Linked DNA regions of Homo sapiens: region 2 is linked to region 1. Evidence: chromatin loops called from intact Hi-C (ENCODE). Cell type or tissue: endothelial cell of umbilical vein. All regions are shown on one strand. Links, peaks and the distances in the headings refer to the core of each region. The heading gives the core; the rest is flanking DNA. Region 1 overlaps ATP11C (ATPase phospholipid transporting 11C (ATP11C blood group)). Region 2 overlaps ATP11C (ATPase phospholipid transporting 11C (ATP11C blood group)).

Region 1 (2,920 bases), core at 315-2,814:
GAGCTACTTCGTGTTAAACACTATTCTAAGATTAAAGCAAAACAAGCAAAAAATATGATTTCATCCTTCAGGACCTCACAAGCTAGCAGACAAGATGGAAGCATACATAGAGGTGCTTCCAATTTCTGCTTTGCCCTGTCCACCCTTCGTTCTGCTAGCAGAACAGTTTTTTGAAAAACATGCCCTTTCCTTGCTTAAAACTTTCTGGTGGCTCCCTGTTTCTCATAGGACCAAGTTGAAGTTTCTTATCAGGACATACAAGGCCTCCACTGATTTGGCCCAGCTTCTTCTACACTTCCACAGCTTGCTTCAGGCACATACCACTCCTTGGGGTGCTTAGAACCCATCATGATTTTTCATACCTCTGGGTATTTATTTATGCTGAGCTCTCTGTATAGAATGCTGTATTAATCTGGGTCCTCTGAAAAACAGACACACAGGATTAAATTGGCAAGGGTTTATTAGGGGAAAATGCATGTGGAACAGACAATGGTGAGGGGGCTGAGAAGGCTGGGAGTGCCATTAGTCCTTCATGCAAGTCTGAGCCCTAGTGAAGGGGGGATAGGGGAGAGCTGGTTAGGCAGAAGGTTTCCAGACGGCAGTGCAGTCTAAAGAAGATTCAGAAAAGCTATTGGGGAGTGCAAAGTCAGCTGTTAGTGGAGTCCTGCAACTTCCAGCAACAGTCTGCTTTGGTATCCCTGCTGTACTCAGTGATTGGTTGGGAGCACCCCTTTGGAGGTGTGACTTAGTACAGACACTAGGATGAGTTTCTGAGGCAGATGGGGTCCTTAATCAGTTGTGCTCCTTGTAGTTGGAGACCCTTGAGTTGCCTCTTGGCCTCTTCTTGGCTACCATAAATTCCTTTTCTCTTTCGTTAAATTCCTCCTGCTTGTCCTTAAAGGGCCAGCTGTAAATGTTTTTTCTTCCAAAAAACTTTTCATTGAAGGAAAATCTCAGAATGTCCATCGTGATCCCACGTCCTGCCATGATCATACCATAATCTTTGCTTGGCAAATTTTTAATACATTTATTTGATTTGTACCCCTACCACCTATTACAGGACCAAAAATCTGTTAGGTACTCAGGAAGTGTTCGTTTGAATGAATGCATTGGTAGGGCTTGGACAGGCAGATCTGGGGAGAAGGTAGTTGAGGCAGAGGGAACTGCTTAAGCAAAGCCATAGAGGGAGAAGAATAAAGGATTTACACTGTAGTTAATAAATGTCTTTTTTCCCCAAATAAGTATATCTTCCCCCAAAGCTGTCATTTTAGAGAAAGCCTATTATGATGCAAAACAGTGGGGGAAAGGAGTGTCTTCCTGGCAGTTGAAAATGATTCATATTTGAGAACTTTGTTGAACAATGTTTTGAGTATTTCCTGAGAGACTTCTTTCTTGAGAGGAAACAGTTGATGGAAATGGAATTTTACTGCTGCCAGGAAAAGTGCGATAAAGATAAAATCTCATGCAACAACTACTACCAGAATAGAAATTTCCATAGAGCAAAGAGATTTCAAAGTCTCAGCTAATGGCTCATATGTATTTAGTATTCAGTGCAGCTGAACTGTAATTCTGTAATGGAATTTGACCAATTTTGAGAAGCCAGTTTGTAATGTATGAATTAGTGGAGACCCATACATCTTGACGTTTGCTGACTCTGCCAGATGTTGGTTATATTTCTGATGGAAAGAAACAGAGAGCTGGCTGGGATCCCAAATCTTAGAATTGCTACCGGCCGCCTACCACTGCCACATGTTGCAGTGGTAGGAGATAAACATGCTGAGGATAAGACCTGAAAAAAAATCACTCTATATCAGCAACTGGAGATACAGCCCATACTCCTTATGAAATATTCTACTCTCGTGGCCTGGGTTGAACCATGTATGAGGCAGGCACTCCTTTTAGCCCAGGCCCAAGTCTGCTCTATGCAGTCTTCCTCATATCTTGTTTCCCTAGAGTTACCACTTGAAGGCATTCCTTATTCGTAATGTGGTGATGATTAATGGCACCTACCTCATGGGCTTGCTGTGAGGTTTCAATCAGATAATGGATGCTGAAGGCTTAGACTGTGCCTGGCATAGAGTAAGTGCTCAATAAATGGTAGCTAGAGTTCTTTTATTATGCAATAGAAGCAGGACTCTGAGGGTAACATCTTAATATTTCCAGTTGAATGTTATCAAAGTCAGTTGTTCATGCATTTGTTAAATTATGGGCCATAGCAACCCAACTCTATGGACCTGGGCTGCTGTGTCCCAGACTGTAATTAACACACAGTTGCTTATATCTGTCTTTTCTTCCAAGTGAGGACAGTTTGTTATGACTTGTAGATTAAGCAAAATTACTTGCTTCTCCATTGTGTGCTAACCTGGTGTAGAATACCTTTTCTTGTCTGTCTTATTTACCATCTCTCTTACTTTCAAATTTCTATTATAATTCTCCTTTAGATTACATATAGCTAACTTAAGAAAGTCCCAGATGTGAAAATAAGGCGAGTGCATGATGTATCCCCCTTCCCTTGATTTTTGCTGATCAGGTGGGGAATCTGACCCAATAGCTCTTCTTCTGTATCCTTTCTTCCCTTTCAGTGGAGTAGTTCACATGGGATATTATCTCCTTTACTTGTCTTTTACTACTAAAACATTTCTTTTAACCATCTTCCTCCTTTGTTTTCCAAGTTTTGCCTGATTACATCAAGAACTACCTCCTCCTCCTCCTCCTCCTCATTCTATCCCATTTGAAAGCCAAACACATGAATTGAATTGTAAATGGTAGGAAATAGAGTATTACTATTGAGAGATGTGTACCAAGGCAAAGGAAAGCCATACATTAAAATGAGCAAGGGGAAAGTAGTATTTGAATTCCCAAAGACATCTCATACTCACTATGTCCAAATCTGAAATCACTCTCTATCTTCTTTAAGCCT
Region 2 (2,920 bases), core at 129-2,628, 55 kb after region 1:
TGAATCATTTACTCTTAGCATGCGAAGGACCTTGGACAATCAGTTGTTCTAATGCCTTGTCTTTGGGCAGGCAGATAAATAACTAAGCTATCCAGCATAGATACTTAACTGACTTTTTCCAGGTCTCCAGGGATCCCACAAATTCTCTTAGCACATGCCAGAGTAGCTTTCCAGAGTTATATACAGCCTGAATCTCTTCTACTTCAGTTTGTCCCAGTTACTTTTTGCATGATTCCCTACAAATTTTGAAGGCAATATCATAAGCTTAAATGAAAACGCAAGGCAAAGAGGTTTTATCTGTACTTGGGGGGTGATTTTTAATTTTTAAACGAAGAAATAATTTTCCACATACCATCTACATAAGATGCACAAATTCAGACTGGAGTACTTTCAGACATTGTAGATAATTGGAAGACTACAAGTTCTAAGTAGTCTTGCTTAAAATGATTACTTTGAGGGTGGGATTTATACCTTTGACCTTTAAATAGATCACTGAAAGGAAGGAAAATCTTTGTGACTACATATATTAAAACATTTTAGGTTGGGGAATTATAGTTCTAAAAAATAATGGGAATATATAAATGGGTATTTGTTTCTGTCATGCATCCTTTGACTTATATATGTGGTAGTCTCAGATATGGTAATATAGTACCATACAAGGAGACTGTCCCAAATTTATATAAGAAAAGGGTATTATCCTGATTAAAGTGAAGAGAGTGAGGCCTTAGCAAAATTAAAGGGTGGGATAAAATAGAGCCCAATCTTGAAACTTTTAGGTTCGGTGAGTCTACTTATTAAAAATGTAAAAGGGGCATGAGAAATATATTGTGTGAATTGGAACTTTACAACAATGAGGCTCTGAGAGATTGCAAAATAAACTATCCTGTAAAGCCAAATAACTAGTTTCTTTTTAGAAAAAGTCGATCATTTCTTCAATAGAGGCAGCCATTCTATTTCTGACCTTTACACTTATACACAATTATTTTGTGTTTAGAAGTAATCTGCATTATGCTTTCTGTTCTCTAGTAAGGTAGTTGAAAGGTTGTCCTCAGTAGTTGCATAATAAATGAAATATTCCCAGTCCATTCTTTCGTGAGTTAGTGTGTTGCTAGTGAAGGTTATGGTTAAGATTCATTTGGGCTGTGGATGAAAGAAAAATGATTGGCAGTAAAAATATTGTTTCTCTAGGGTACTTTCTTTAATCATTTTAGAATTGCACTGTTGACCTCAGAACAGTTGGTTCAAACAGCACTTTTACTAATCTTTACTATGTCAGCAAGTAAGAGCTTAATGGATTTTGAATTCCCTAACAAGGTTTTCTCCTCTCCCTACTACTTTCTCGCCAGATTATGGCCCAGCATGCTTGGACAAGAATTATGGGCTTGGTAGAAGTGTGGACAAATGTGATGAAAAACTGAATTTTTTCCCTTTTCTCTTGGTCAGTGTGCTGGAGAAGAGAAACGAGTTGGCACACGCACAGTGTTTGTTGGCAATCATCCAGTTTCGGAAACAGAAGCTTACATTGCACAAAGATTTTGTGATAATAGAATAGTCTCATCTAAGGTAAGTTTTTGTTTTAACTCAATAGATGTTCATATAGTGAATCAGATAATGCATTCTAATTTGTGCTTCTGAGGAAACTGATGCATTTATGTATGTGTACATGTATTTGCATGTATATGGATCATATACCAGCTATAATAAGTATTCCTCTGAAAGACAGTTTATTTAAAAAATCACTTTGTCTTGTTATAGGTGAAAGATCATTCACTTGCCTTCCGTTATGATTCACAGTGCTTGTTGATTATGCATATTACTTTAAACCGTAAAGTTTGCTAAAAATACAAATTACTTACTTGTGCAAAGCTTCCTGAATTACCCTTGAATGGATGAACTAGGATATAAAAGAATGCAAATTCTTTTATAAAAGAATTTGCATTCTTTTGGAGAATGCTGTCCTGGAATGACTTTATTTGCATTTCTTTCTAGTTCCCCTGCCAACCCCTCCACCTCCCATCCCACTTCTCAAGTATTAATAGACTCCTACGTCCCAAAGGGTGCATGCTGCTCAGTACACTGCTTCAGCTGTGATCTGTTAAGAGTTAAGTCACTGCAGCTGTGTCACCGTTTGACTGCATCTTTCTTCAGCATAGTGTAGGACTAAGAGCATTGGCCTGGAAGTTTGAACACCTGTATTTAAATCCTGGCCCAACCACTTACTAGTTGTGTCACCTTGGTCAAATTAATCGCCCCGATTCTAAATGTCCTCGTTGGTGAAATGGGGCTAATACTCTGTGAAACCACTTCTTATAGCTCCTAGTACTCAGTAGTCATCATTCTGCAAGTGTTATTTAGCTAGTCTTTACCTCTGGCTGACCAGGTTAGGTGCTAGGTTGGCCTACTGCCATCTCTTATAGAATGGAATAGATCTTGAAGATTTTCCTCACTTCCTCATGTGCCCTGGCAAGGCAGAGATAAAAGTTGGTGACATTTGGTTCACTGTACACTTGTAATCACTTAGAAACTGAAACACAAAATTATGCCCTTCCTTAAAAATATATGACATTTTGGTTTTCAAATATGCATTTAATTTCTTGTTTGGGCGGTGATACAGTAGTGATCATGTTTTGCTGGGAGATTAACATGTGAAATATGGTCAGGACAGGTGAAAATTTTGTTGCCTAATGAGCAGATATGTAGGCCTATAGAACATTTTATTTTGGATAAAAATGTCTATTTCCTCTTAATCTTACACACTAGTGGCAGAAATTTTATTCTCAGCCAGAGGTTGACATACTTATGCCTAAAATAGTGAATAGTTCTTTTACTGGAAATTTCAGCTCACCTTGTGGTATCCAATTAAATGGTCTGTAGTAGTCCTTTGATTCAGAATTGTGGACTTGTAGAGCTAAATGGTCTT

Evidence for each region. Peaks named below come from ENCODE experiments on the same cell type or tissue, not always from the same donor. Only the 100,000 strongest peaks of a DNase experiment are listed, where the experiment ranks them.
Region 2: it touches region 1 in a loop (6-fold over the local background); 8 of 110 quality-filtered maps call a loop at or near these places.

The regions. Positions count from the first base shown.
Region 1 is chrX:139,880,286-139,883,205 of GRCh38, reverse strand. The region is part of intron 1 of ATP11C (ATPase phospholipid transporting 11C (ATP11C blood group)); the gene reads left to right. Among named protein-coding and RNA genes, the nearest start is that of MIR505, 42 kb to the left of the region's middle. In endothelial cell of umbilical vein, for the core only: no CTCF peak of the experiment used is centred there; a DNase peak (open chromatin) is centred at 1,465; H3K27ac peaks cover 2,388 bases.
Region 2 is chrX:139,825,347-139,828,266 of GRCh38, reverse strand. ATP11C (ATPase phospholipid transporting 11C (ATP11C blood group)) reads left to right here. Exons shown (of 30, transcript NM_001353812.2): 2 at 1,444-1,563. Among named protein-coding and RNA genes, the nearest start is that of MIR505, 97 kb to the left of the region's middle. In endothelial cell of umbilical vein, for the core only: no CTCF peak of the experiment used is centred there; a DNase peak (open chromatin) is centred at 1,506; H3K27ac peaks cover 505 bases.